5 separate regions of the Mus musculus genome follow, and regions 2, 3, 4 and 5 are each linked to region 1. The links are chromatin loops, found by intact Hi-C in ENCODE. Cell type or tissue: heart. All regions are shown on one strand. Links, peaks and the distances in the headings refer to the core of each region. The heading gives the core; the rest is flanking DNA.

Region 1 (6,086 bases), core at 619-5,618:
GGAACAGGGTGTTCTTTCCTTGGCCCTGGTCTCCTGCTTGGGGTCAAGATGGACAGGATATTCTTTTTCTTTGCCCTCCCCCGACATGTTCCACAAGTGAGCGTGAGTACACAGTGTCCGAAGAGGGCGCCTCCATGTCAAGCTGGAGTATCCTGGTTGTGAGTCACCTGATAGGGGTGATGAGAACCCAATCTTAGTCCTCTTCAAGAACTCAACAAGTTATTGTAACCGCTGAGTCACCTCTCCAACCTCACTCGGTTTTGTTGTTGTTGAGACAGTATGCAATCCAGGCAAGACTTATACTCCTGGACTCAAGTCATCTGTCACCTTAGCCTCCCAAGTAACTTGTCCCACAACTTGTCCACACACAGATTCTCTTCCTTTCTAAAGTATCATTAAATAAAATACCATAATCTCTGTTGAGGGAAATATTTTAAAATTGGCACCATCCCACACTATTCCCAACTAATCTCTGCCCGGTGGTCTCACTGCCTCTTGGTTAGCCCCAGTCAGCAGTCTTCCCTTCTCCAGTTTGCCTGTACCTTCTCAGCCATCTACCCCCTGTAGCTAGTTGTCACAAATCCCTTTAACCCTGTAAATCAAAACTCTAGAAGCTTATAATTACTCAGTCAGATTTATATATCAATAAATTCTCAATTCACAAGATGCCCACACAATACTTTCTGAGCCAATTGATAATGATATAAATTGCCCACCTAGATAAGACAAATTGTCCTGTAATTATCCATCTCTTATAAGATATTCAGAGCTACCTGTGGCTATTTAAAGCCCTGTGGACTCTGGATCATCTTGTTCTTCCTCCATCTTTCTTCCTTCTCCTCTTTCCTGTCCCTGAAACCCTTTGCTCCGTCTCCCTTTCCCGTGTTCAATCACAGGCTTCTTGTATTAATATTTAAACTAATCGGGGGGAAATCCTGCTACAACTCTCAATTTTGTGGACTTCTTCATTGTAATAATTTTATTGGTTTAGCTCAGCGTTGTGTGACTTTCCCCTGGGAAGAGGTGGACGGCTATCTATTCATCTCAGATAATCACAGACAACAGACCAAAGGAATGATCTTCCCTGTTTACTCTAGCTTAGTCAATCAGTGGGTTTATTGAATTACTTACAGGAATGTAGGTGACTTACAATAACCTGGGTGACTCAAAGGCTGCTATGTCATCTTATAGTTCACCCCAACATAGGTGATGACTCAGGAGAGCTGCATCCCTGAAGCTCACTGAACAACGTGTTAGGGAGCTTAGCCACTCAGGGAGTCTTCTTTACCCAGCAATTACTGGCTGCTTATATAACCTTGGAGAGAAGCCTTGTGAATCCTATAACTTTCTACCTTCCTGAGCCTTGTTAAGTTGTATAAATTCCCTAAGCCTTTCACGTTACATGAGATGTTCTCCCTCCTCCAGGAAGAAATGCTTCAATTCAGAGGAAGTAACAATGCTAAAACTAGCCTGGAACTCCAGGCAATCCTCCTGCCTCAGCTGCCCAAATCCTGCGATTACAGGTGTGAACCACCATATCCTAAGCTTTAGAAAAAGTTGTTGACCCACTTCTTGGATCATGTGGGTCCATTCTCTCCTCCTGCATCATTCTCTTCAGGTTAACTAAATGAGCATGAAAAAAAAAAAAAAACAACTTTCATAGTGCAGGAGAGATAGCTCAGCAGTTAAGAATGCTTACTGCTCTTACAGAGGACCTTGGTTCAGTTCCCAGCACCCATATAGTGACTTACAACTATTTGTAACTACAGTTACAGGGGGTCTACATGAAGGCTAAAGAAACTCTAGTTTCTGTATAAGCAAGCTGTATCAAGCCAGAAATGCAGATAGTCATATCATAGCAAGTAGATAGTCACGGCCATACATTTTGGGTGGGGGCCACTGAGTTAAGGTTACTGGGAACTTATCTTCCAGGGGCTGGAATCAGAGACAAACAGCTTAGCGTGTAGCAAGATGGGTACCTGGCATAAAATGGAGTTCTTATAGAACCCAGGACTACCAGCCCAGGGATGGCACCACCCACAAGGGGACCTCCCCCCCCTCCTTGATCACTAATTGGGAAAATGCCCCACAGCTGGAACTTATGGAGGCATTTCCCCAACTGAAGCTCCTTTCTCTGAGATAACTCCACCTTGTGTCAAGTTGACACACAAAACCAGCCAGTACAAAAGTCACATTTTATTTAGTTTATGTGTTTGTGTGTGTGTATACATGCATGTAACACAGCAGGCTGGAGGAGATGGGAAGATGTGTTTTTTGATTTCTACTGCTGTGCTAAACACTATTACCAAAAACAAGGTGGGGAGAAAAGAATTTATTTGCCTTTGCCTTATATTTCTTTTCTTTTCTTAACAGGGTTTCTCTGTGTAGCTTTGGCTGTTCTGGATCTCAGTCTAAAAACTGGACTGACCTCGAACTCACAGAGATCTGCCTGCCTCTGTCTACTGAGTACTGGGGTTAAAAGCATGCACCATCACCACCACGGACCACCAGGTTTACCTTGTTTTCTTACATGTGTGAGTCGTAGAGTGGGGTTGCTGCGTTGCGTCCTGGCGCCCTCTAATGGTGAAGCTGAGGATAACAGGGAACGTGGCGTGGCAGCGCTAACCTGTTGCTATTCCAGTTTCAGGAGGCTGCTGCTGAGTTGATATCACCCTTTATGGCCTGGACCCTCTCACACCCATCACCAAACAAGAAGATGCCGTACAGAATCGCTTACAGGTCAACCTGATGGAGGCAGTTTTTCAATTGAGGTTCCTTTTTCCAGCATAACTCTAGGAATTAGATAACTCTAGACGAGGTTCTCAGCCTTCCAATGCGCGACCCCCTTAATACAGTTCTTCGTGTGGTGACCACCAACCATAAAATTATTTCACAACGACTTTATAACTTTAGTTTTGCTAATTTTACGAATCGTAATGTAAATATCTGATATACAGGTGGTCTTAGGCTAACCACTGTGAAAGGATCGTTCGGTCTCCAGAGAGGTCGCGACCCACTGGTTGAGAACTGCTGGTCTATCTTGTGTCACGTTAACAAAAATAAATGAGCAGCATAGAAGGCAACACCCTAGAGTCACTTGTGTTCTTCCACCATGAGGGTCTCAGGAATTGAACTCAGATCCTCTGGAGCAATGGGAAGTGCATTTTACCTACTTCACCATTTTGCTGGTCTCACTGTAACCATTTTTAGGAATATGTGTGTTATAAAGTACCTGTGGCCATACCCAGGCATCATCTCTTTTCTGTTATATTTTAAAGATTGATTTTTATTTGGATGTGGTGTGTGTGCGAATGAGTGCAGATGCCCAGGAAGGTCAGATATTGGCTCTCCTGGAGCCAGCTACAGGTGGATTTTGAGCCACCTAGTGTGGGTACGGGAAACTGAACTGAGGGTCCTCTGGAGGAGCAGCCAGCCTTGAGTTCATGTTTTTCCTGCTTCAGTCTCTTGAGTGCTGGAATATTAACAGGCTAGCGCCACCACGCCACTTTCCCTGTGTCGTTATTCTCAACTCTTCACCATTAGAGGACGCCAGATGCAACGCAGCCAACCCTAGTCTCCAACTCATGCGCACTTCACTTGCAGGAAAGCCGCCCGAGGGGCGGGGCGGCCCGGGGCGGGGCGGGAGGCGGAGTCTGCTGCCTGCGCAGGCGCGGGCCGGCTTTGTGACGTCAGGCCGCGCGGCCCGGCCGGGAATCCAGGTGGTAGCTGGTGGAGTCGCCTCCGGAGAGTGACGCGCAGACTCGGCTCCCCCGCGGCCCGCCCTCCTGCCGGCCTCGCCGCGGTCTCCCTTGCTCCCTGAGATCGCTGAGCGCTGAGCAGCGGCCCGGGAGAGGAGGCCTTGGGCGACGGGGCGCGGAGAGGGAGGGCGGGCGGGCAGTGGGGGCGCCGCGGATCTCTATATGGCGACGGCTCTGTCGGGTCTGGCTGTCCGGCTGTCGCGCTCGGCCGCCGCCCGCTCCTATGGGGTCTTCTGCAAGGGGCTGACCCGCACGCTGCTCATCTTCTTTGACTTGGCTTGGCGGCTGCGCATCAACTTTCCTTACCTCTACATCGTGGCTTCCATGATGCTCAACGTGCGCCTGCAGGTAGGTGAGCCGCGCCCTCCGCATCCCTGCCCACCTGGCTCGGCGGGATGCAGGTGCTAAGGGGCTCATGCTATCAGCCTGAGGCTGAGTGTGAACCAAACACCGCGTCCCTCCCACCCCCGTTACCCTACTCTGCATAGAGGATGCTTCAGAAGGTAGGTTCCCACATCTGGGGGTGGGGTCCAAGGAAAGATGACAGGAAGGTCCCTTAGGACGCTTTGTCCTCAAAAATGACAAATTGTTGGCGATCCTGTAGCTGCGAGTTCCTTTGTGAATTCTGGTTCCCCAAACTTTGTGACGGTATATTATATTATCCTTGTACTGTAGGTTGAAAGTTAATGGTGTCTTGACCAATGTTTTCGGTATCTTCTGACCAGGGATTAGAAATGGCGATAGGGATGAAGATGAGAGAGAAAGAGGGAAAACAGATTTAGAGGCCTGCAACAGTTTAGACGTGGACTAACAGCATGCCTGCATCAGCATTCTGGAGGCCTCATTTGCTGAAAATGACTGACATTTCTCTATCTTGAATTTACAAAATGCTTTTTTTTCTAGCGGAGAGGTCTTACGGACCTGAGTGTTCTGTCTCAAAATGTAAGAAAGGCTGCATAGTGAACTTGGATTCTGTTTACACACCTTGGAGTGTCACAGGCTGTGTTGGAAGGAAGGACTTGGCTCCACCCCTGGGAAGCATGTAATCTGACAGAGGTTTTTTGTTGTTGTTTTTGTTTTGTTTTTGGTTTTTTGTGGTTCTGGAAATGAACCCGGTGGGTGCATTGGTTTGCCAGCCCTAACCCCAGCCTTACTGTGCTTATGTTGTTCCCTGGTGTGCAGAGGCGCCAGTTCAGTATAGTGCTACCTAGTTTTTCTGCAGTTGGGTCAAGTTGGAGTGTAATGGACTTGGTGTGTGTAAATGGTCCATGACACAGACCACATGAAATCGGAAGCCAAATATGTTGATCAAAATTGGTTAAAAGGAGTTAAGAAAAACCAAATTTGAGGTCCATATCAGAATCTCTTTACTTTTTTGGGGGGGGGGTGGGGAGGTGTTGTGTGTGTACCACCCTGGTTATGAGGTGCTGCCGGGATCAACTCGGGACTTTGTGAATGTTAGACAAGCATGAGCAGGGCTTGTAGCATCTTAAGTGATATCAGGCCATGGGGCAGAACCGTCAAGCCTTTACAGCAGGTGCCACAAATGAGTGGAGTGCTGGGTGTGGGAAGTGAGATCAACCAGAAAGCCTGTGTTCCTGCCAATTACCTACCTGTAGAAACATGGCTCCAGTGTCTCTGCCAGATCTGGTAACCACCTCCGAGAGAAATCAGACTTGAGAAATCAGACTTCCTGATTTGTGAACATCAAGTTAGCTCAGAGTTTTCAAAAAGGAAACAAAACAAAACAAAAAACAAAAACAAAAACAAAAAACCTTTGGTGATGAAGCAAAAGTTGTCTGCAGTCTGTGTTGGACCCATCCAGTCCCACTTTGGAATCTGGTGTCCAGTTTTACATATGATTTGTATTTGGCTAGAAAATTACATGAGGGCTGCAGAGATGGCTCAGTGGTTAAGAGCATTGACTGCTCTTTTGAAGGTCATGAGTTCAAATCCCAGCAACCACATGGTAGCTCACAACCAACCGTAATGAGAAACAAATAAAAAAACCTATGGGCCAGAGCAAGTGGGGGCCGGAGTGAGGAGGAGAAAGTGAAGGGGGGGGGGAAAGAAGAAAGGAAAGAAAGAGAGAAAGAAAGAAAATTACATGAAAGACTACAAGAGCTTACTTAATACAAAATGTTATATCTTGGATTGCTGTGTTCTGTAACATTAAAAACAAGCAAACAGACAAAAAACAAACAAACAACGGGGCTAGGGCTGTAGCTCAGGAGGTGGAGTGCTTGCCTAGTATGCACAGAGTCCTGGGTTTAGTCTCCAGTATTGCATAAACTAGGTACAGTGATCCATGTCTATAATCCTAGCATT
Region 2 (5,873 bases), core at 1-5,000, 230 kb before region 1:
ACAGCTGGGTGTGGTGGCTCAAGGCTCGGTCTCAGCACTAGGAAGCCTGGGGCAAAAGGATTAGGAGGTTGTAGGCTGGCCTAAGCTACATAGTTAAACTTGTTTTTCTTAAGATTTTACTTTTCATGGTGTGTAGCCCCGTGTGTCTGTTTGAGTAGACCCATACATGTGCGTAAAGGCATTCAAGGAGAACAGGGGGAAGGGATTCCCGGGAGCTGGAGTTATAGGCACTTGGGAGCAGGATATGGGTGCTCTAAGAACTGGATTTGGGTCCTTTGTGTGAACAAGTCTCTTAACTCCTAAGCCATCTCTCCTTCCCTCCGCATACTGTTTTAAAAATCCAATCATTTTGCCTGAGAAATAGATTTTCCATTTATTCTGAAGATGAGGCCTTTTTGTTTTGTTTATCAAAAAATTAATTTAAGGCTGGGTGTGGTGTCACACACCTTTAATCTGGGGAGGCCAAGGATGGCAAATCTTTGTGAGTTAGAGGCCAGCCTGGTCTACAGAGTGAATTCCATGCCAATCGAGGCCATACAGTAAGACGCAAACTGGGAGGATGGTGGGGGATGGTTGGTGGGGGATGGTGGAGGATGGTGGGGGATGGTGGGGGATGGTGGGGGATGGTGGAGGATTCAGCCAGTTAAGCTCTTGCCTTGCAAGCCCGACAACCTGAGAGAAAGCTCTGTAACAGCATAAGGACAAAAGAAGTAGGGGGCTAGACAGGCAGCTCAGTAGTTAGGGGCACTGGCTGCTCTCCCAGAGGACCCAAATTCGATTCCTAGCACCCACATGGTGGCTCACAACCATTTGTAACTCTAGTTGCAGGGATCGAAAGCCCGCTCCGCTTCCAGCCTCCACAGTGTGAGCAGCAGCATACAGGTGGTACACAGACACAACATCCCCACGCAAAACAGTTCCACATTAACAAATAATTTTACAAATTTAAGATGAAAAGGAGCCAAGGAAGCCAGGTGGCGGTGGCGCATACCTTTAATCCCAGCACTCGGGAGGCAGAGGCAGGCGGATTACTGAGTTCAAGGCCAGCCTGGTCTACACAGTGAGTTACAGGACAGCCAGTGCTACACAGAGAAACCCTGTCTCAAAAAAAGGTGACAGTAGTGACCCGACTTCACACAGCTGTCCTCAGGCCTCTCCAGATGTGCTGTGGCACAGGCAACCACACACACATCACACATGCACAGTAATACTAAAAGTAAGCTGGGTGTGATGGCATACACCTTTAATAGCAAATGCTAGGGAGGCAGAGACACCTGGTCTGGGTTGAGTTCAAGGCCAGCCTGGTCTACATTTTGAGATCCAGGACAGCCCAGGCTACATAATCAGAACCTGTTTCAAAATGAAACAAATCCTAATTTTACTACTTTGTGTACAAGAAGGCTACAATTCCAGAGCCAGACACGTGGACCCTATAATCCTCAAGAGACTCAGGTAGAAGGGTCATGAGGGTTGAATTCAGCTTGGGCTACATACCAAATTCTTTTTTCAAAAAAAAAAAGTCAATCAAAGAAACAAAAAAAATGTTTGCTCCATAAAAAAAACGGGACTGGGTGTAGCACCCAGGCAGGGATGATCGATGACATCACGCACGTGTAAAAGACCTCTACGAACATCCAAACTCTTGTTATCCTGTCTACGGAGACTGTGGGAGACGCTATTTCGAGAGCAGTACCTGGAGCCAGGAGGCCGCACATTCCAACACGGGGATCCGACACACGGCCACGGCCATGGAGACCAGCTTTCCCAACAAGCTCATTCGGCTGTCGTCGGCTTTGTTCCCTTGGGGGCTGAAAAGGGAGGAGAAAATGATCTGCCGCACAGAGTCCTTGCTTTGCTCCTGGAAGTAACTGCACATGATTTCAAGAAGCTGGAGCTCCTGGAGGGAATTCAGTCTCTGTAAAAACAAACCCGGAAGAGAAGCTGTGAGAAGAGGGCCTCCACCTGCCCCTTAGCTCCCACCCTAAGAGATTAGGGAAGTGGATGCTTAGAATCCCAGCGCACACGAGGCTGAGTCTAGCCGATAATGAGTTTCAGGCTGGCCCGAGATACATGGTACACAGAAAGACAGTGTTTGAAAAAGGAAAACAGATCTATTCTTTTTCCCAGGGTGTATTTTTTTCACCCTTCAGAAGCCTAAGCCCGGGGGGGCTTAACTCTATGAATAAGCAAAGGAAAAAACCCTGCATCTAGTTAAGCGACATCCCAGAGGGATGTTAAGTAGCCAGTTCACAAAGCCACCACCCCGGATCATTCATTGGTGGGCGACTGTCACACGCCTGCGAAACGGGCACGCGGCTGAGCAACGCCGCTGGACTGCAAGGCCGGGGGAGCGGAAAGAGGAGCGAGACCTCGGGGCGAGCTCCTGTCACCGAGCGAGGGCACGGCCGGGGCGGGCACCTTGGGCTGCGCGCCGCGCTCCTTGGGCACTTGGAACACGAACTCCTCCAGCAGCTCCACGGAGCCCTTGTCCACGATGGGCAACGGCGCGCTCTGCAGCTGGCTGCTGAAGTAGATGTCCAGGTGGTACAGCACCTCCTTGGCGGCGCTCAGCGCGTCGCGCCGCAGCAGCGAGTGGCGGATGTCGCTCATGGTGCGGCCGCCCTGTCCCCGCCGCGAGTCCTACTTCCGCCCGGAGACAAAGAGGCGCGACCGGCCTGGGCCCCGACGCGGGCAGGGTCGCGGCGCCCGCCCGCCTCTAACAGGCGCCAACCCGCTCAGGGGACCATCGTCGCCGCTGCCGCCGCCGCCACGGGCCAGCGAGTATCCTGGGGTCCGACTGCGGCGCCGCCCAGAGCCGCGGGAGCCGACGCCGCTCGGCCGAACCGGCGGCTGAATGGCGACGGCGGCCCGCAGGGGCCAAGCTCGGGCTGCGGCCGCGCGCTCTCGTGGGCGCCCCCTGGCGGTGAAGCCCGCACGGGCAAGCACGAGGCCCCGCCCCGCCGTCTTCGCAAGAGTTTCTCCGGCTTCAGAGGTGTTTGATTATCAGACACTCGGAGGTGTTCTGAGCCGGCACCACGCACCCAAGCCTTCTCATGCTCCCCTCCAACCAGGACGTGCTCTGATCGCCCCCGGGAGTGGGGCGACTACTAGGACAAATGATGCTTGTAAGCACCCCCACGCCCTGATCCTTCTGTTCCAGGGTCAGTGTTTCCAAATTCTCTCCTGACTCCTGGACCCTCTTAACTGCTATGCTCTAGCCCAGCCCAGGAGGACTATGGGAATCTTAGTACAAGGTTTAGCCCACGTGCTCCCTGTTCCTGAAAACCCTCCCACCCTACAACACTCCCACTCCCCAGCTCAAGATTTCTATACAATCTATGGGCGATGGTTTATTTACAATTTATACTAAACTAGCTGTTAATGAAGACTGGAGATTTTTTTTTTTCTTTTGGTTTTTCGAGTCAGGGGTACTCAGTGTAACCCTGGCTGTCCTGTAACTCACTGTGTAGACCAGGCTGGTCTCAAACTCAGAGATCCACGTTCCTCTGCCTCCTGAGTACTGTGATCAAAGGTGTGCACCACCACCGCCCATCGGGGAGTAGAGATTTTAAACAGAATGGAAAAGTCTTGCGTGTGGCTCACAAATACAATGACTAAGAGGCCTATGGCTGAGAGGATTTAGTTAAGATGATAAAGGGCCCCTGCCTGGGAAAGAACAGACCAGGGAGAGAGTGCAGCTGGGCACAGCCCAGAGACTCTCTTGTACATCAGGGAACAGACTTTATGGTCCTAGTTCAGGCGCCCAAGGGTGCAGTGAAAGAGGCAAAGGCCTCCTTGTCACCCAGAGCCTTGGACATCTCTTGACCCTTCTCACACTAGGACCTCAGAAGTTACTGGATCTAGCAGAATATAGGCAGGAGGGAAATCTGCCCTGGGAGACACGAGAACTCAGCAAGCCTAGCTTCCCATCTCTTTTTCCCCACTAAAGCCCACTCACGCCCACACAGCAGAAACCAACACAGACAATGATGAGAAAACAAATATCCATGTGTACAAATAGGTGTGCACTGTATTTAAAAGGCAGGGCACTTCCGCTCTATTTCTCCTTTTTCTTGTAACTGGGGGTAGCAGGTAGAAAGATCTCTCGAAGGTTGCTCCTAAACCCGTGGGAGTGAATGTTCTGGTGGATCCGGGGCTCAGCTGATGGGGACCAAGCCACCAGAGGCCAGCGCTGGCACCAGGCCCAGTCGCCTTTATACCATTCATTTGTGGTCTGGTTGGTGGCAGCCAGGTACAGAGCAAAGCACAAGTAGCCAGCCAGGAGCATGCTCAAAACGATGACAAAGCCCAGTAGGAAGACAATCCTTGGAAATGCCAGGAACAGATGCTGTGGGCAGAAAACCAGAGTGTTAGCAAATAGCCTTCAATGCCTGAGCACCAGCCCTGACCCTGTGGTGCAGACTCATCACTCAGCTGACCTTCTGCATCAGATCTGACCCACCAGGCAGTATATACAGCTGAAAAATGTGCCAATGCCCCAGCATTCATGAGGCCCCACACTCAAAATTCCCTATTTCTCTTTCTCTGTCTCTGTCTGTCTCCCTGTCTGTCTGTCACATGCATGTATTGCACAAGTGCAAGCACACAGATACACACACATATGCACTTCAGTTGCCTCAAATCTGACCCTTGGAACATAGATCTGAGTCACAGTCAACACAGACACAGGCAGGCAGCCCAGGCATGAGCCTAGTGTGTGTGACAGCTTGTTGCAGGATAACTTTCACACAGGCAGAAAGGTCACTCAAGACACAGACAGTACTTTGCCAGTCTGCTGTTTACAGACAAATATGTGGAGACAGCTCGTGCATTAAACTAAAATCCTGCGAGGACTGTCTCTTTAAAGCCACCGAGCACAGGAACAGCAGGCCAGGAGTGCTGACAGCAGTACCCGCCCCTCCAGCATCTCTGCGCATGAGCGATGGTGCAGGCTGGTGAGCATAACGCTCACAAGGCTGAAATGGTTGGCAAGTTTGAGGCCAGCCCAAGTCAGAGTAAGGCCTTGACTCAAGACATCAAAACAAAACAATAACAAACGAAATGGCTGTGCATGAGGAAGAATGAGACTCTGGGTCAGTCACAGTACAGCACACCAAGAAGCAATTAACGTCAACTCAGACTGTGGATTGGTGCGCAGTGAGAACGGAAAGGCTCAGGGCTCTCCCTGGTATGTTGTGTGACTATGGCACGAGGATGGTGAGGGTCTAAGGCCAGGCCACATCTGGGAACTGGCACAGGAGGGGCGGGGCAGAGGTCTCACACTGCGTGTTCCTTTTTAAACCTTTAGGGCAAAAGTTCTCTGTGGGTGTTCACGCAATGTGTGTCTGCATCAGAGCGTGGGGTCAGGCATCTGTCCGTGCTTTTCTACCTTGCTTGAAGCTAGCTTGCTGCTGCAATGCCAGGCTAGCCTGGCCTGTGAGCTTCTGGGATTTTCTGTCTCCACCTCTCAGCCTCTCCATTCCAGATGTGTGCCCCCACCTCTCAGCCTCTCCATCCCAGATGTGTGCTACCACACTGTGCTCTACACGGATTCTGGGATCCGAACTGAGGTCCTCATTTGTATGGCAAGGGCCTTACCCACTCAGCCGTATAGAACCCTGAGCCAAATGCTTGCTTATCTGAATACTGTGTTATTTTTATAATAGGAGGGGTAAAAAAATTAGAATTCAATGTTTTTGGAAGTCAGAGGAGGAAAAATACTAATCAGAACTCTTAATTAGAGCAACTGTGTAACTCAAGTCATGGAGAGAAGAGACCGACGGTGGGCAAAGGGCATCTCAGCTTTCTTATACCAAAATCCAATACCAACTGGGCAGGGCAGTAATCCACGCATTCCCAGCACTTGGGAAGGT
Region 3 (6,086 bases), core at 419-5,418, 210 kb before region 1:
TCTTCTCTAAAAGTTTCTGTTCTGACTAACTTTGATTCTCGGTTCCGTCATCCATTTCATCTTGTGTTCTGTTGCCTTTGGTTATATCACACAAAGAGAAGGGTTGGGATGTAAGTGAGTTAAGTTATCCAGGACAAAATCTTCGCTGACCACCTCATCTGTGATGGAAGCATCCTCATTTAATATGTATTCTGCAAACTTTTTTTTTGGTGAGAGATGTAATTTCTCATGATGTACCCCAGGCTGGTACCTCTTGAGTGGGCTTCATGAGTGCTGGGGTTATAGGACTGGCCAAAAAGCACTTTGTATTTATGAATACATATTCATTCATTAAATACATATTGACTAATAGGTACCAGCTGAGTTTCTTGTTCAAGGGGACATAAGAGTCGATAGAAATTGCAAACTCTCCACTGGGGCTGTAGGTCACTGGGTAGACCGTGGGTTCCATCTCAGGCACCGTGTGAAACCTAGCATGGTGGCACAAGCCTCTAATGCTATTTCTGGGGAGGTGAAGGCAGAAGGAGTGTAAGTTTAAAGTCATCCTCAGTTACACAAGTTCGAAGCCACCTTAGGTTACGTAAGACCCTGCATTCAGTGTGTAGGCCACAGATTGGACACACCTATCTCTATTATAGACAGTTTCAGCCAGGAGTGATGGTGCATACCTTTAATACCAGCATCCAGAAGGAGGCAAGGGCAGATGGATTTCTGTAAGTTAGAGGCCAGTCTAGTGTATATAGTGAGTTCTAGGATAGCCAGACCATACAGTGAGGCTCAGTCTGGAAAAACAAAACAAAACATTCTTGCTGTGGACACTATGTTCTATTCTCCTTTGTCTATTTCTTTTTACAGGGGAGGGCAGTTCAAGAAAGGATTTCTCTGGTGGTCCTGTTCTGGAACTCACCCTTGTAGACCAGGCTGGCCTGGAACTCACAGAGATCTGCCTGCTTTTGCCTCCTGAGTGCCGGGATCAAAGGCGTGTGCCACCACTGCTTGTCTACTTTGTAATGTTACAAATAGTTTTTCAATGATGTATTCATAGCTTAAAAAATTGTGCAGAACCAGATCTGGCAGTACAGTCTGTAATTCTGGGGGCTGGGGGTGTGAAAGAGGAAATTCAAGAGGTTGGGGGGAGAGAGTTGTGAGTTTGAGGCCAGCCTGGACCTGGACATACAGACACACTCCTGTAACCCACACTCAGGAACGTGCTTGATATAAGAGGATAGAGAGGCCAAGGGGAACTCAGGTTAGACATGACAGAACCCGGTCTCCACAGTAAAAGTTGTGGGTAAACTTCTCAGTGCTTTGATGACTTTTGAAAACAAATGTTTCTCTAACTTTTCTTTTTTCCTCTCTGTCACTCAGAACCTCCAGTCACAAATGCTGGAATCTGCTTTATAAGGCAATAGGAAAAAGACAGAAGCCAAAATACAAGGATTCTACTCAAGCCTTCTGGAAAGGACTGTGTTGCCTTTGATGCATGGAGCAAAGAATTCTTAGATTTTCCTGCCAGCCCCTGAAACCGGACCTGTGATGTCAAGTTGGGTTTTGTTGTTGTTTGTTTTAACCTGCCATGAGATGGGTTGACAGGATCAATCATTTTACACCATGATCCCTTGTCCCTGGGAGGACTGTCTGAGACATTAGAGAAATGGGATACAGACTTCCTCACTGGGCTGGGGGAGCTGGCTCAGGTGCAGAGTACTTGCCACGATATGAAGATCCACTTTTAAAATAAATCAAACATAGTCAAGCATAATGTCGAAGGCCTTTAATCCCAGCACTCAGGAGGCAGAGGCAGGTGGATCTCCTTGAATTCACGGCCAGCCTGGTCGACAGAGTGAGTTCCAGAACAGCCAGGGCTACACAGAGAAACCCTGTTTTAGAGGGGGGGGGGGAAACACACACACACAACAAGCCAGGAATGATGGCATGCACCTGTGACCCAGTGCTGGAAGTCAGAATCCGGAAGATCAAAGGGGCTGGCTGATAGCAGGTCTAGGCTGGTAGATTTGCTACATATCCCAATGAGAAGCTCTTAAAAAAAAAAAAAAGTTGGAGAGTAGCATCATAGCTCAACTCAGAGGTCCAGAATCCATCTCCCAGTATCCCTACACCAAAGCAAATGTGGGACCCTGCAGACTTTCTTTTTAAGTAACCATTTCTTTTTTTATATAATTCTTTTTTACACATTTACTTAATGTGAGTACACTGTTGCTCTCTTCAGACACACCAGAAAGAGGGCATTGGATCCCATTACAGATAGTTGTGAGCCACCATGTGGTTGCTGGGAATTGAACTCATGACCTCTGGAAGAGCAGTCAGCGCTCTTAACTGCTGAGCCATCTCTCCGGTTCTCCCTACAGACTTTCAACCCCAACCTTGAGTGGACAGAGGCAGGAGGATCACTGGAGCTTGCTGGTTGTCAGCCTACCTGAAAGAAACAAGAGCTCTGAGTTTGTCAGGAGACACTGCCCCCGAGGAATAGCTGGAAAGTGGTAGAGAATGACAGTGGCCTCCTCCTCCAACCTCTATGTGTGCATGGGGCCCATTACACACGTGCGTGTGCAACACACATACACATAAATAAGCTATAAAGGCAAGTAGGTGTCTCCTAAGGAATGACCTCCGCACATGCTCACAAGCACATACACAGAGACATAAAGATTGCATAGCTGTTCATGTGGGAGACATGTATTGGTCATGGGAAATTTTTCCAAGGTAAAACAGACTGGGGGAAGAAGGGATATAATAGAAGTGTTTTTCTTTGTGGGTGAAACCTGCCTTGTTTTAGTTTGTTGTAATATCAGTAGCAACTATTTTAGAATCTGAACCCCATAGTAGATGCTCAATAAAAACGGGCTGGATGAATGGGGAGGGAGGGAGTTATACCTGATGGAAATTTATACTGAAGGAAATGTTCAAACAGGGCCTGCTAGGTGGCTCAGAGGGTTAGGGTGCTGGTTGCCCTGACGACCCAAATTTCATCTCCAGGTCCTGCATAATCATAGGGAAGAATTGATTCCCACAAGTTATTCTGTGGCAGAGAGAGAGAGAGAGAGAGAGAGAGAGAGAGAGAGAGAGAGGTAGGCAGAGGCAGAACAAAAATTACTCTGGCCAGTAGATGGCGCCACAGCATATCCCTGTGAACTGGCTTGTATCAGCCTGTGGGTGCCGAATTCACTTTTTGGAATTTGCACTTGTCTTTGCTTCTGCGATGGCTTCGCTGTGCTTAGGAACCTCAAATCTCCACTTTGGGACTCATTTTGGACTGTTCCTAAGCTGTATAGCTCTCTGTTTTGAGTACTTTTGTGTAGCAGTGACTTGCTGGAGACGACGTAAGCAAGGGAGGATGTGTTTGAGGTTTCAGAGGGTTCAGTGCATAGCTGCTTGGCTCCATGCACTTGGGTAGAACACCATGGTGGTGGGATTGTTTCGCAGAAGGTGGGTGTTACTTGGCAATGGTTGACCGGGAGCAGAAAACGAGACAAGGAAGGGACTTGGTATGGAAATAGTGTCCCCAGCTGGGTCCAAGTAATCAAAACACGAACCCTGTGGAACACATACTAGTTTTCATTGTCAGCTTGTTTGCATTTGGAATCACCCGGGAGACACACCTCTGGGTATCCATGACAACACTACACAGTTTAACAGAGGCAGGAAGACCCGCTCAGTATGGGCATGGTGATGCTGTGGGGCTGGGTCTTTGGAAAGTGAGCTGAAAACCAGTGTTTGCCTCTGGCCGTCCTGACCACAGATGCAATGTGTTCAACCGTCTCAAACTCGACCACCATAACTTCCTGAATCAAACGCCTATAAAAATAAACCCTAAGGGCTGGAGAGATGACTCCACGGGCAAAGAGCTTGCTGCATAAGCGCGAGGACAGGAGTTTGAATCCCCGTATAATGCCAGGTGGGCATGGAAACACATGAATGCACAAACGGCAGCTCCTCCCCCACTCCACATCCCCAGCATGCTGATTCAGCAGGTTCTGGCTACAACTGAGAGATTCTATATGTGAGACAGAGAGTAATTAGGGAAAACACTGGACACTAACATTCGGTTCACAACACACACACACACACATATTTACACATGTCCTCACTGACATAAAACAAAAACTAACAAGCACTTACTTAAGTCTCATCTGCCAGGTATTTCTCAACAGCAGTGAGAGAAGTGACTAACACTTTTGACCCTGAGTGTGTCCTGCCCCCCTTAGAGCTCTGCTTCGGACTGACAAAAAGGTAGTTCCAGCAAGAAACACAGAATGGAAATATTGGCTGGGAACTCAAGCAAGGATAAAGAGTGTGTACACAGAGCCAGGCAGAGTGGGACACGCCTACCATCCCGGCACTCGGGAGGCCGAGGCAGGAAGATTGTGCGTGTAAGGCCAGCCTGGTCTACCCAGTGAGTAAGCTAACCTTTACCAAACGGGGCCTGTGGACATTCTGTAATAAAGATGGGTGGGGCTCACAAGTCTGGAGCTTTGCCTGACACTCTAGAGGCAGGAAACAGTTCCTGTTAAGGGAGAAACATTTTCTTTAAGCAGTGTAGCTGTAAAGGCACTGATGCGCATGCTCAGGGATCGTTTCCTGGCTTCCGATAGAGCATGCAGTGTGACTCCAGATAGATTACCTGACCTCTTTTGTCTTCTGGTTTCTTCCAACTCGAAAGTAAGGATAAGAGAATTTACTCACCAAATGTTGGTCACCAATGTCATAAACAGGACCCTTGGCATTAACAAATGCAGTCAGAACAGAAGAACAAAGCAAGAAGGCTCTGGAGTAAGAGTGATGGTTAGTTGTTTAATAATAAACTTGACACAATGTAGCGTCATGTAGGAAGAGAGTTATAGTGAGGTTTTCTGTTGGGGATTTGTACTAATACTTTGAATTAATCTGGCTCCCAAAATGGGGACTCTCAGTGTCCAAACACTGAAGGTCCTTGTTCCCAACTGGTTTTTGATCAATCAATAAAGAGCCAATGGCCAATGGCCAATGGCCGGGCAGATAGACTGAAGTGAGACTTTGAGATGTGCATGGGCAAGGAATCAGGAGAAAAGAAGAGAGATTTCCATGACGAGACAGAAGAAAGGGCAGACCTAAAGACGTGAGAATCAGGGAAAGTGGCCATGGGTCACTTCCCCGATTGGGTCTGGGGAAGCAGAGATGAAATCTAGATTTTAGAAGATGTTAACTCAGGAGAACCAGAGGCAGGTGTTTGCTAACAGGAGAAGGTTTAGGAGCACTCAGCCATTAAGCTAGTCACGGCATATCAAAACTGATTAATTGACTGTGTCTCTGTGTGTTTCATTCACGAATCCAGAGAGCTCTTGGGTTGGTGCTCGAGTGTAACCCATCACAGAGCGGGTTAGCTAACTACCTACTGCTACCGTTTTTAGATAAAACTGCTCAGGTTGGCCTATGGACATGTCAGTGAGGAATTACCTTGATTGTAACTGTGAGTGGAACCATTCCCTGGTTTTGAACCTGTATAAGAGTAGAGAAAGCTAACTGGGTTCTAAGTACCCACTCATCCATTTCCTTCTGCTCTCAGCTGCCATTAACTTACCTGCTATCCTGTAACCTGGAGTTATGAGCTTAAAATACACCCTTGCTCCCCTACGTTGTTTTTTAGTGAGGTTATTCTATTACAGTAATGGAAATAAAACTAGAACGAGGTGTCAGGATGCTTTATTTGTTTTCAAAAGTTTATTTTGTTTGTATGTCTATGCACATGTGCGCATGCATGCAGATGCTCACAGAGGCCAGAAGGGGGCGTTCTTATCCTTTAGTTAGGTTCACAGAAGCCAGAAGGGGGCGTTCTTATCCTTTAGTTAGGCTCACAGAGGCCAGAAGGGGGAGTTCTTATCCTTTAGTTAGGCTCACAGAGGCCAGAAGGGGGCGTTCTTATCCTTTAGTTAGAGATGCTTGGGTTTGAACTCCAGGCTTCACAATAGAGCAGTGTGTCATCAAGCTCCCACTTTCATAGATGATTAGAGGAAAGGGGGAAAGAGAGGCAGCCTAGTACTCTGCTCGAAATGCTGAAGCTCACCTTGCTGGGGCTAGCTCCCAACATA
Region 4 (5,000 bases), core at 1-5,000, 360 kb after region 1:
TGTCTTTCAGCCTGGAACTCAGGCTTTGAAGCACCCTCCAGTTTGGAAGCCTCTCCCTGGAGCAAGTGATCAAGTCTGAGCACTGCTTTAAGGCAGCACTGGCATTCTCCTATCTTGGTCATCTGGAGCAGTCACTACTGAGAGAGTAACTCCACAGAGAGCCAACAGCTCATCCTTTGTACCAACGCATCCTCTTTGCCAAGTACAGTCTGGCATGCATTAAGAAACCAATCACAGTTGCTATAGGCTTTATTTCGTTTTTCTACATTTATTATGTGTGCACATGTGACTGGAGGTCAGGGGACAGCACAGGGGCATTGAGTCTTTCCTTCCATGTAGATTCCAGGGGTCAAACTCAGATGCTCACTTATGGGGCCAAGACGGCGTCTAGCTGACGGACCACTGATCCATGTCTGCTCTTGTTTTCATAGTTCCGCAGCTGGACAACTGTTAATACCACCAGGTTCTGAATTAACCACTTCTCTCCCAGTGTAGGCAAAATCAGGGATGACAAGGATCAGGAGATGCCCACAGCGGCATCTCTTTACGTATTTATCCAAAATGCCCCATTTTCTATCTGCTGGAAATCTGGGCTGCGATAGATAATCAGTAGAAAACTGAAAGGGGTGGGGAAGAACGTAAAAGGAAGAGCGCGACAACTCCTAAGGTTGGAGGGTAAAGTTTATTGTAGATAAAAGGGAGAGCAGAGGCAGGGACAGCTGGAGAGTCCGGAGTGAACGTGGCCAGCCTGAGCTGGGACGTTGGCATAGCCAAACGGCTTAGTTATGTAGCAGCCAGAGGAGCTAGGGAGAGGGAAGCCCTGCTCAGTTCTGGGCTGGAGATTTCAGGGTAGGGGATGGGGTAAACCAACCAGGAGGCCCTGTCACTGGTAGAGACTGAGGGGTGCTGGGTGGACCTGAGGGCCAGTGTCTGCTTTGATATGTTAAAGGGCACCTCAGTTAGCCATTTGAGACCTAACAAATTTTAGTCTTTAGAAAACGAGATGGTGGGAGGCAGAGGCAGGTGAATTTCTGAGTTTGAGGCCAGCCTGGTCTACAGAGTGAGTTCCAGGACAGCCAGGGCTACACAGAGAAACCCTGTCTCGAAAAACCAAAATAAAAAAAAAAAAGAAAGAAAGAAAATGAGATCAAACAATAGTGATAAGCATGGTAAGATAATTGTTCTGAGTTAGGCAGGCACACACTTCTAACCCCAGCACTTGGAAGCTCTTTCTCCACTGGTGGAGAAAGGGCTCAAGATTATCTTTGGCTGTAAGAATCCCAGGACAGCCTGGGCTACAAAGGCACTGTTTCTGCCCCACACTCCCATGGCCAGGAAACACGAAAAAGGACCTCAACTTACTTAGAAACTGGAGACATCCAAATTAAAACTACATTAGGATGTCTCCATTATCCTGCTGGTAACAGCTTAAACCTGTATAACCGCTTTGAAAAAGAACTTAAAAAGTGGAAGGCAAACCTGCCCACTGGGCCAGGAATTCCATTCCTATACAGGCTATTTATGTTAGCTAGTCTATAAATTCCAGCGCCCATGAGTGAGGACCGGGCAGATAAATAAGCGGGGTGTGGCCAGGAACAAGATCACTCACTATCGTTATAACAAAATCTTGTACAGTATGCCAGACAACAGAACACATACTATGTTTCCAGACCATCAAGATTATATAGCTTAAAGATAGCCTCCACAACCTAACCGCGAAAAAAACAACACATAACTACAGTAAAAGTCGGGACCTCTTGTGGAAAAGTTAAACTGGGAAGGATGGGGCACTAAACCCGTCAACCTGGGTTATGGTAACCCTGGGATCGCTCTGAAAATTCCTCCGAATGAGCATTTTTCGTGTTGTTCACTTTTCTGTGCGCCTGGAGATCGTGACAGGAACCCACAGCAGCACTCATCTAGGAGGATTTTGTCGGACCCGGCCGCAGAAGGGACCGGGACCCTAGGCAGACACAGCGCCGGCGCGCTAGACTGGACGAGGGATAGGGCAGGGTGCGGCGCGGCACGAACGGCGCCTGCGCACCAGGCAGGGGCCGCACGCTCCTACCTGCACGTGGCCCGCGTCGGTGGCGGGGCTGGTGGTCTTGCTGTGCACGTTGGGGAGCCGGTACATGCAGGTTGGAAGCTCTACATGCAGAGGTGCGCTGCCTCCATGATAGGGCTTTACCTGGTACATCGGCATGGTGGGAACCCAAGGAAGGTAGCGGGCGAGGGACAGGAACGCTCAGAAGCCACCCAAGGCCACCTCAGACAGCAGCCGCCTTCTTTCTGACTCTGCTGCTGGCGTTCCGGAAAATGAAGTCCCCGAGCTTTCATTGGCCGGGCTGGTCTAACGTCACCAACTTGACCTTTGAGTTGGCCAATCACCGGTAAAGAGGTCTTGGCATGCCTTCGCTAGCCCGCCCGGAAGGGGCGGATCATATGTCAAAAGCAACCAATGGGTGTTCCAGGAGACGCGTCTTTTCCCGAGAGCGGCAGCGCCAACTCTCCCGCGGTGACTGTGACTGGAGGAGTCCTGCATCCATGGAGCAAACCGAAGGCGTGAGGTGAGCTGGACTTGTGGTCTCCGGGCGCATTCTATAGAGTTCCCGGTATCCCGGTCTCTTGAAAGGACCGGAAGTGGCTGAGGCGCGAGGCGGGCAAGCTCGCGGACTGGACCGGGTCCTCTGTGAGGAAGCTATTTCCTCGGCATCCTCCCGCCACAGGCCGTGCACTTGAAACCCAGCACGAAAATCAGTCGCCGTAGACAAAATTCGTTTCCGCTGTTTGTTTATTTATTGAGTCTTTATTCTTGAAGACTTGGGGAGGGAGGCTTAAAGGCTCACGCTGATCTTGCAGTCAATAGGGTTTTTAACTTTTATTATATTGAGGTGCTTCTGTGCGTTTGGTGTAGTGTTCACAGGCGGCATCATAGCAGTGAAGCACATCTTCGAAGGCCAGCACAGTTACATTCGGTGACAGATTTGTAAATGCAAATTTGCTGTCTGTATTTTAACCTTGTGATTTCCCCAGAGATCCTTTGCAGTTAGAACGAGTGCAAGTGTTTGTTTTGGTTTTTTGAGGTAGTGCTTTGAACTCGGGATCCTCCTACTTCAAACACCCGAGTGCTGTGATAACCAGCGAGGTTCTGTGCAAGGTAGATTGAAGAGAAAAGAGGTTGGTTGGTTTATTTCACCAGGGTTTTTGGAAGTCTACTATATGTCAGACCATATGGAAAATACCCTAAAATTGTTACTGCAAGGATGCACCTATGTTCTGTTATACTTTTATGGGGCATTTCATAGCCGGGAAACTATTTTTATGGTGACTAAACCGTAGGGGAATTAGTGATAGTAGATTGGGACCTTGTCGTTGCTAGACTTCAAACTTCATATGATAGGCAATGAGCACCACTAAAAATTTAAACCTAAAGATTTTTTTCGACTGGATTTGTAATTGTAAAAAGAAATTGGTGGGAATCAAGCCACACCTATAATCCGAGCAGGAACAGGCTCAGCAGGAGTTCATAGTTACCTTTAACGACATAGGGAGTTTGAGGGCGCTCTGGGCTACCTTGGAACCTGTGTCAGAGTGAACAAAACTGGTGGTAGCAATCAGGGTAAACTGGAGACAAAAAGGCGATTACCCTAGGCCAGCCAGGACAGAAAGAGACTTAACCCGTTCGCTGAGTGTGGTCGTGAGGTGGGACTATCATTTGGAGGCTGAGAATGAACTCTTGTCTCAAACATGAGCTCTGAGGACTTTCATCAGAGCAGTGTAGGCAGCATGGATTTGGGTACAGGTTTCAAAAGCAATTATGAGAATAGTTACATAGTTGGAAGATGATTTTTGTCAACCAGTATTTCCCACCAAACTTTGACTTTTTAAGAATTGTGAGCCAGGCGTGGTGGTACAAGCCTTTAATCCCAGCACTCGGTAGGCAGAGGCAGGCCGATTTCTGAGTTCGAGGCCAGCCTGGTCTACAGAGTGAGTCCAGGACAGCCAGGGCTATACAGAGAAACCCTGTCTCAAAAAACCAAAAAAAAAAAAAAGTGTAAAAAAAAAACCAAAAAAACTAATGTTGAAAAGTTATTCAACTTTTCAAGAATGAAGAACTCTGTGTTGTAAAAGAACTCTGTGTTATTGATCTGTCCCTTGAGGGTTACAACAGGTCTCCTCCATATAGATGCATGGATAATTAGATTTTTCAGTTTCAATTTTAAATACATATTAAACGAGTGTTAAAAGATTGGCGAGCATTCATATCTGCAAGTGAAATGAGTGTGTTCATATAATGAGTGGGTTAGGCTAACTAGTTACAGATCAGCCACTTACCAAGATTGAAGTATCTGCTCTGTCTAAGTATCGATTTTGTGTTTTGTGACTGGTTTGTTTCGTTTTGTTTTAGTACAGAATGTGCTAAGGCCATCAAGCCTATTGATGGGAAGTCAGTCCATCAAATTTGTTCTGGGCAGGTGGTACTCAGTTTAAGCACCGCTGTGAAGGAGTTGATAGAAAATAGTGTAGATGCTGGTGCTACTACTATTGGTAAGTTTGGGAAACTTCTTTTTTATAAAGATTAATTTATTCATTTTATATATGTGAGTACACTGTAGCTGTCTTCAGACACATCAGAAGAGGGAAGGCATCTGATCCCATTACAGACGGTTGTGAGCCACCATGTGGTTGCTGGGAATTGAACTCAGGACCTCTGGAAGAGTAGTCAGTGCTCTTAACCGCTGAGCCATGTCTCCAGCCCATGGTTTGGAAGAGTTTTAAGCAACAAGAAGTAATCATTTATGCTATTTATATCAGAAACGTTACTGGATTATTAGAAAACAAATACTGCTATACCTATTATTTTGATGTTAACAGTTGTGTGAAAGACTTTCCCAGGGGAAGCACAATACACACAACTCCCTACTGAGAGGGGGCTTCTTGACAGACCGAAAACGTAACGTACCACACTCTAATTTGGTGAATTAATGTGTTTGCATTGA
Region 5 (6,086 bases), core at 463-5,462, 110 kb before region 1:
CTAATCCTGTACATGGCTCCTTTACCTACACACTGGGGATTTGACCTCTATCTCCACTCTCATTAATATGGGTGGCCTATTTGCTCTTATTAAAAGGATAGGGGGAGATGTTGGGAGCCGCGCCCACATTCGCCGTTACAAGATGGCGCTGACAGCTGTGTTCTAAGTGGTAAACAAATAATCTGCGCATGTGCCAAGGGTATCTTATGACTACTTGTGCTCTGCCTTCCCCGTGACGTCAACTCGGCCGATGGGCTGCAGCCAATCAGGGAGTGACACGTCCGAGGCGAAGGAGAATGCTCCTTAAGAGGGACGGGGTTTCGTTCTCTCTCTCTCTTGCTTTTTCGCTCTCTTGCTTCTCGCTCTCTCTTGCTTCTTGCTCTCTTGCTTCTTGCACTCTGTTCCTGAAGATGTAAGAATAAAGCTTTGCCGCAGAAGATTCTGGTCTGTGGTGTTCTTCCTGGCCGGTCGTGAGAACGCGTCTAATAACATCTATTACCATTAAAAAAAAAAAAAGCCAAGTGGTGGTGGTGCATGCCTTTAATCCAGCATTCCAGAGGCAAAGGTAAGTGAATTAGTTCAGGGCTAGCCTGGTCTATATAGCAAGTTCCAGGACAGCCAGGGCTACATAGAGAAATCCTGTCCCAAAACAAGCAAACAAACAAAAGTCAATATCTGGGTATGGTGACACAGGTGGAGTCCCAGGAACCTGAGGCAGGAGGATCTTGAGAAAGGCCATGTCTCAAAACGTCATCATCATCATTGTCATCATCATCGACGTCATCATCGTCGTCATCGTCATCATCCAGAATTGAACAGGAGCACGGCACAGGCAGGGAAAAAAGGTGGGGACTTGATGAGCAAACCTAGGATAACTTTGTTTTTTGTTGTTTTTCTTAAAGGTCCACTAACATGTGTTCCAGATTCATCCTTACTGTGAGTAAATACCCTAATAAAAGTGATTTAAGAGAGAAATTATTGATTTTATTTTAGTTTTCAGTTCTGGGTAAGATCATTGAATGGAAGTCACAGCAGAAAGGAGCTGGAGACAGCTAGCTGGTCACGTTATATCCACCATCAAGAAGCAACCCCTGTGGGCTGAATACATGGCTCAGTGGTTAAGAACACTGATTGCTCTTCCAGAGGTCATGAGTTCAAATCCCAGCAACCACTTGGTTCCTCACAACCATCTGTAATGAGATCTGTCTTCTGGTGTGTCTGAAGACAGCTACAGTGTACTTATATATAATAAATAAATAAATCTAAGAAAAAGAAAAAAAGAAGCAACCTCTGCCTAGGGAATGGTACTGCCCACAGTTCTTCCCATGTCGAATAGTGCCATCAAGGTATTCATCCACAGACATGGCCACAGGCCAGCCCTCTCTAGACTTCTCTTTGAGACACTTTCCTACAACACCTAGTGGTTCTAGATTTTCTCAAGTTGACGATTAAAATTAAAATCAACTATTTAAAAAATAGTAGCTATTAAAATAGCAATCCATTCATCTTAATTTTTTTTAAATTTAGATTTACTTATTTTATGAATGTTTTGCCTGTGTGTGTGTGTGTGTGTGTATGCGCGCGCGTGCGTGTGCTTGTGCGTGTGTATACTATGTGGGGTGGGTGCAGGTGCCTCGTGCCCATGGAGGCCAGAGGAGGCTATTGAATCCCCGGAGACTGAGTCACAGATAGTGTGAGCCTCCATTTAGGTGTGGGGAATTGAACCCGGGTATTCTGGAAGAACAGCCAGTGTTCTTAACCTCTGGGCAGTATTTCCATCCCTAACTTTTTCTTTTAAAACAAGGTCTCATTATGAAGATGGCCTGAAACTCACTATGTAGATAAGACTTAACTGTTAACTCACAAGAGATCGTCCAGCGTCTGCTCCCAGATTAAAGGTGTGCACCCCCACACCTGACCTACACACCCTCAACCTTTGCCTAACAATGTTATTTCCTTAGATAGGAAATGCCTACAAAGAGTTCTGCTGTGTGTATAGGGCTGAAGAAGATGCATAGAAGCTGCAGAGATGGTTCAGTTGTTCAAAGCATGCAGTCCCCCTGCAGAGACCACAGGTCTGTTCCGTGCACCCTCATCTGGCAGCTTACAACCACCTGGAACCAGCTGTAGAGGATCGGATGCCCTCTCCTTTCCTGGCTTTTGCAGGCATCTGCTCACATGCAGGGACTGTGGAGTTAAGCCTGGTGGTGGGAGAAATGAAAGGACCGCACATACTCCATTCGTCTCCATTTCGGGACCAGGCCTGTCTTCAAAAAGAAAGCCCCAGTCCCAGAAACTAGGCCATAAGTCACCAGATCCAGGAACAGACCATAAAATCCAGGAACAAGGTCATAAAAACCCCCTCCTCTCCCATAGAACACCCTGGAGAGGTCCACAAGAATGGGAAACCTATCTCAGGATGGCCATCTGGGCTCGGCAGCGCCATCTCATCCTGTGGTTAAATGCTCATGACATAGGAATGCAGACCACTAGCCACCTGGTGCAAGCTGATCAGAAGCTGACCCCTGTGACCTCCCCAGAGGTCAACTTGGCATTCGTCCACTAGGTGGAGCCAGACATCCGCTGAACACTCCAGAGGCTAACAGGATTCAAAGGAAAGCACCTGACTGAACTCCTGGCCAAGAACATCTTTAATATCAGGGATGGAGGCTTTAATTTTTCTTAACCCTGATTTTAATAATGGCTCTTAAATGTGTTAATCTCCCTTCTATCCCACCAGAGGTAGTGGGGGAAAAAAGTTTATTAGGATATGGGGACAGCAGACCTGTTTAGAAATGGTTCTATGGAGCAAATCCCATCTGTGTTGTCAGGAACTCGGCAGTTCAGCTCACAGGAGTCATCAGTAGGAGCTTGATCCATCTGCAAACACTTCACAAATATACAAGCAGTCCAGTTCAGTAGTGTAGGAATAGCAAACACAAATCAGCAACAGTGACATGACCTAGCAAAGATAGCCAGACCTCAGCTGCATCAGCACCAGTCAGCAGGAGGGACCAGGACCACCAGGGACGCCAGGAGAAGTTCTCAGCTGTGCCTCTCTCAGCGAAGCAAAGATCAGTGAGGACAAGAGACCAAGAAGCATTGCAAAGCTAGCTATGCAAGCCCTGTCACCACTGTCCATTAAGACTTATGCTCCCTCCAAACATCACAGGTCCTCCACCGTTCTTGCCTCACCACCTGTCTTGCCTAAGCATGTGAGTCTGTCTTAGCAAAACTTCATGTGAGTTTGTATCAGCTGACATCACTCTGCCAACTGGCCCAAGTCCTCCGAAGTGGCAAGAAGCCACAGGAACCTCTCGAGAAGTTTTCTGGTGGGTTTCTCTCCATGGAGTACCAACAAACTGACGTAAAGCAAACAAATACACGTGTGTCATTAGCGAAGAATCCTTCATTATGCGTCCTTTCACCTGTGTCTGCTTCAGCAAGACGTCCCTTCGTGAGTCTGATTAGCGAAACATACTTTCGCCCATGTCCACTTCAGGAAAACTTTTATTCATGTGTCTGCTGTAGTGAGACACCATTCCGCACAACTGACTTTCCAAAGAAACCAGATGCTTCCACTTCACGGGGAGGTTCTGGAGGACCCGTAGACCAGGGAACTCGCCAAGGTGCTTCTGGCAGCTACTGGAAGAGAGCGAGCAAGCTGATACCCAAGTGTTGAAGAATATAGCATATGGAAAAGGAGTAGAGCTCCTGGCTCCAAAAAGGATCAATGTGTGTACTGTAGAGAAACAGGCCACTGTAAGGCGGAATGTCCCAAGAGCCATAAAAGGGAATCACAGGTGTTGGAAATAGAAGAACTGAGTGACTGAGGGTATCAGGGCTCACACCCCCTCCATGAGCCCTAGGTAACCCTAAAGGTGGAGGGGAAGACAATAGATTTCATGGTAGATACTGGGGCACAAAGTTCAATCTTGAAACAACCCATGGGACACCAATCCAAAAAATAAAATATGTATTTACATAAAGAGCTACTGGGACCAATCAATATTCATGGACTACCTGAAGAAGAGTGGATATATGATGGGATGAGATCTTTTTTGGTCATCCTAGAGTGCCCATATCCACTCCTGACCCCACCTCAGGGTTGGCCCTGAGGGAGTATAGGTCCTAAACAAGAATGGCCATATATATATGTGGCCATTGACTGTGCCATTAGGAGAATATAACCTCTATATCACACCTCCTCTAGACATTAATAAGGATTATGCCTAGAGAGGATATGGGGAAAACTGCAGGGGTATGGGCTGAGAAAAATCCCACAGGGCTAGCCAGACATTGTGCTCTGATCCTGATGTAGCTAAATGCCAATGCTAGCCTGGCCAGAGTCTACCAATACCCCAGGCCTAGGAAAGCAAGATAGGGAATAGTGCCACACATAGCTGGACTCTGGGAGCAGTGGATACTGGTTGCTTGTAAATCACCTGGAACACACCCCATATGCCAGTAAGAAAACCCCACTCCAATGACTCCTGGCCCATAAGAGACTTAAGAGAAGTCAACAGAAGGGTGCCCAACCCTTAAACCCTACTGAGCAGTCTGCCTCCTGAATGAGACGTCTATCCCATACTGGACCTTAAGGATGCCTTTGTTAGTTTGCCACTAGTCCTAGCTAGTGAACCTTTGTTTCACTCTTGAACGGAGCAATCCGGAGAGCGGACTCAACATGGACCAGGCTGCCACAAGGATTTAAGAACTTGCCCATCATCTTTTTTTTTTTTAAGATTTATTTGTTTGTTTGTTTATTTATTTATTTATTATATATAAGTACACTGTAGCTGACTTCAGACACACCAGAAGAGGGTATCAGATCTCATTACGGGTGGTTGTGAGCCACCATGTGGTTGCTGGGATTTGAACTTCGGACCTTCTGAAGAGCAGTCGGGTGCTCTTACCCACTGAGCCATCTCACCAGCCTGCCCATCATCTTTAATGAGGCATTGCATGAAGTCTTGGGTGAGTAGAGGCAGCCCCACCCCCAGATAACTCTCTTGCAGTACACTGATGACTTGCTCATAGCTGCCCCAGATTAAGATACCTGCCATTTGGCAACTGGTGCCTTGCTCAGATTGCTAGACAGGATGGGATATCGGGTGAAATGGAAACTTAAGGGTTCTTTGCAAAGTCGGTTGGTTGTTTTGCTGGGGTAAACACGTGAAGGAGTGTTTTCCTAAAGTGGACACAGGTGAAAGACTAAAGCAGACTTGTGAAGGAACTTTTCACTGAAGCAGACACAGGAGATAGGATGCTCTGCTAAAGCAGGCACGTGAAAGGACACGTGATGAAGGACTCTTTACTAATGATACACATGTATTGGTCCACCTTACATTGCATAGTTGAGTTCCATTTGTTGGGACCCTGAGGATGTAGGCTTACTGGATTCACGTGCCAAGAGGGTATAAACAGGACTCCATGGCATGATGGAGACAGAGCTTGGCTTGCTGGTACAGCTAGCTATATAATGCTTATGAGTCTTGTGTCTTCACTGATCTTCACTTCCCTGAGAGAGGCACAGCTGAGAACTTCTTCTGGTGTTCCTGTTGGTCCCTCCTGCTGACTGGAGCCAAGGCTGAGGCCTGGCTGTCTCTGCTAGGTCCTATCACCACTGTTGCTAACCCGACTCTACTGAGCTGGACTGCTGGTGTATCCATGAGGGGTTTGTGAGTGGATCGAGCTGCCATTGCCTGCTAGCCTGTGAACTGAACTGCTGATTTCCAGACAACACAGACGGGAGTTGCTCCAAAGAACCTTTCTGAACAAGTCCACTTCCTCTGTATTCTTTCTTTCCTACTACCTCTGGGGGGTGTTGGGCTACAAGGGAGGTTAAAGTGTTTAAGAACCTTCATTAATCAGCTATTGGATGGATCACAGGGCCCCCAATGGACGAGCTAGAGAAAATACCCAAGGAGCTAAAGGGATCTGCAACCCTATAGGTGGAACAACATTATGAACTAACCAGTACCCCTGAGCTCTTGAATCTAGCTGCATATGTATCAAAAGATGGCCTAGTCGGCCATCACTGGAAAGAGAGGCCCATTGAACTTGCAAACTTTATATGCCCCAGT

What was found. Peaks named below come from ENCODE experiments on the same cell type or tissue, not always from the same donor. Only the 100,000 strongest peaks of a DNase experiment are listed, where the experiment ranks them.
Region 2: a loop joins it to region 1, with 3 times the contacts of the local background. A loop is called at or near these places in 6 of 42 quality-filtered maps.
Region 3: it touches region 1 in a loop (5-fold over the local background); 13 of 42 quality-filtered maps call a loop at or near these places.
Region 4: a loop joins it to region 1, with 3 times the contacts of the local background. A loop is called at or near these places in 4 of 42 quality-filtered maps.
Region 5: it touches region 1 in a loop (6-fold over the local background); 25 of 42 quality-filtered maps call a loop at or near these places.

What each region holds. Positions count from the first base shown.
Region 1 is chr5:143,545,029-143,551,114 of GRCm38, forward strand. Fam220a (family with sequence similarity 220, member A) reads left to right here and starts at 3,692. Exons shown (of 2, transcript NM_133703.5): 1 at 3,692-4,106. In heart, for the core only: CTCF peaks have their summits at 2,576 (motif pointing left) and 3,525; DNase peaks (open chromatin) are centred at 2,603, 3,013 and 3,633; H3K4me3 peaks cover 1,769 bases; H3K27ac peaks cover 1,664 bases.
Region 2 is chr5:143,312,485-143,318,357 of GRCm38, forward strand. It overlaps E130309D02Rik (RIKEN cDNA E130309D02 gene), which reads right to left and starts at 2,876. Exons shown (of 6, transcript NM_172726.4): 1 at 2,419-2,876; 2 at 1,694-1,915. The coding sequence starts at 2,610. It overlaps Zdhhc4 (zinc finger, DHHC domain containing 4), which reads right to left. Exons shown (of 8, transcript NM_028379.5): 8 at 4,005-4,348. The coding sequence ends at 4,058. In heart, for the core only: a CTCF peak has its summit at 2,945 (motif pointing left); DNase peaks (open chromatin) are centred at 2,327, 2,627 and 2,967; H3K4me3 peaks cover 2,529 bases; H3K27ac peaks cover 1,711 bases.
Region 3 is chr5:143,330,943-143,337,028 of GRCm38, forward strand. It overlaps 0610040B10Rik (RIKEN cDNA 0610040B10 gene), which reads left to right. Exons shown (of 2, transcript NR_027874.1): 2 at 1,369-1,762. Among named protein-coding and RNA genes, the nearest start is that of 0610040B10Rik, 4.7 kb to the left of the region's middle. In heart, for the core only: a CTCF peak has its summit at 3,143 (motif pointing right); no DNase peak of the experiment used is centred there; H3K4me3 peaks cover 336 bases.
Region 4 is chr5:143,907,513-143,912,512 of GRCm38, forward strand. It overlaps Aimp2 (aminoacyl tRNA synthetase complex-interacting multifunctional protein 2), which reads right to left and starts at 2,327. Exons shown (of 4, transcript NM_001172146.1): 1 at 2,069-2,327. The coding sequence starts at 2,203. It overlaps Pms2 (PMS1 homolog2, mismatch repair system component), which reads left to right and starts at 2,489. Exons shown (of 15, transcript NM_008886.2): 1 at 2,489-2,567; 2 at 4,409-4,548. The coding sequence starts at 2,545. In heart, for the core only: no CTCF peak of the experiment used is centred there; a DNase peak (open chromatin) is centred at 2,399; H3K4me3 peaks cover 3,302 bases; H3K27ac peaks cover 2,310 bases.
Region 5 is chr5:143,432,034-143,438,119 of GRCm38, forward strand. No RefSeq gene overlaps it. Among named protein-coding and RNA genes, the nearest start is that of Daglb, 29 kb to the right of the region's middle. In heart, for the core only: a CTCF peak has its summit at 2,569 (motif pointing right); a DNase peak (open chromatin) is centred at 2,538.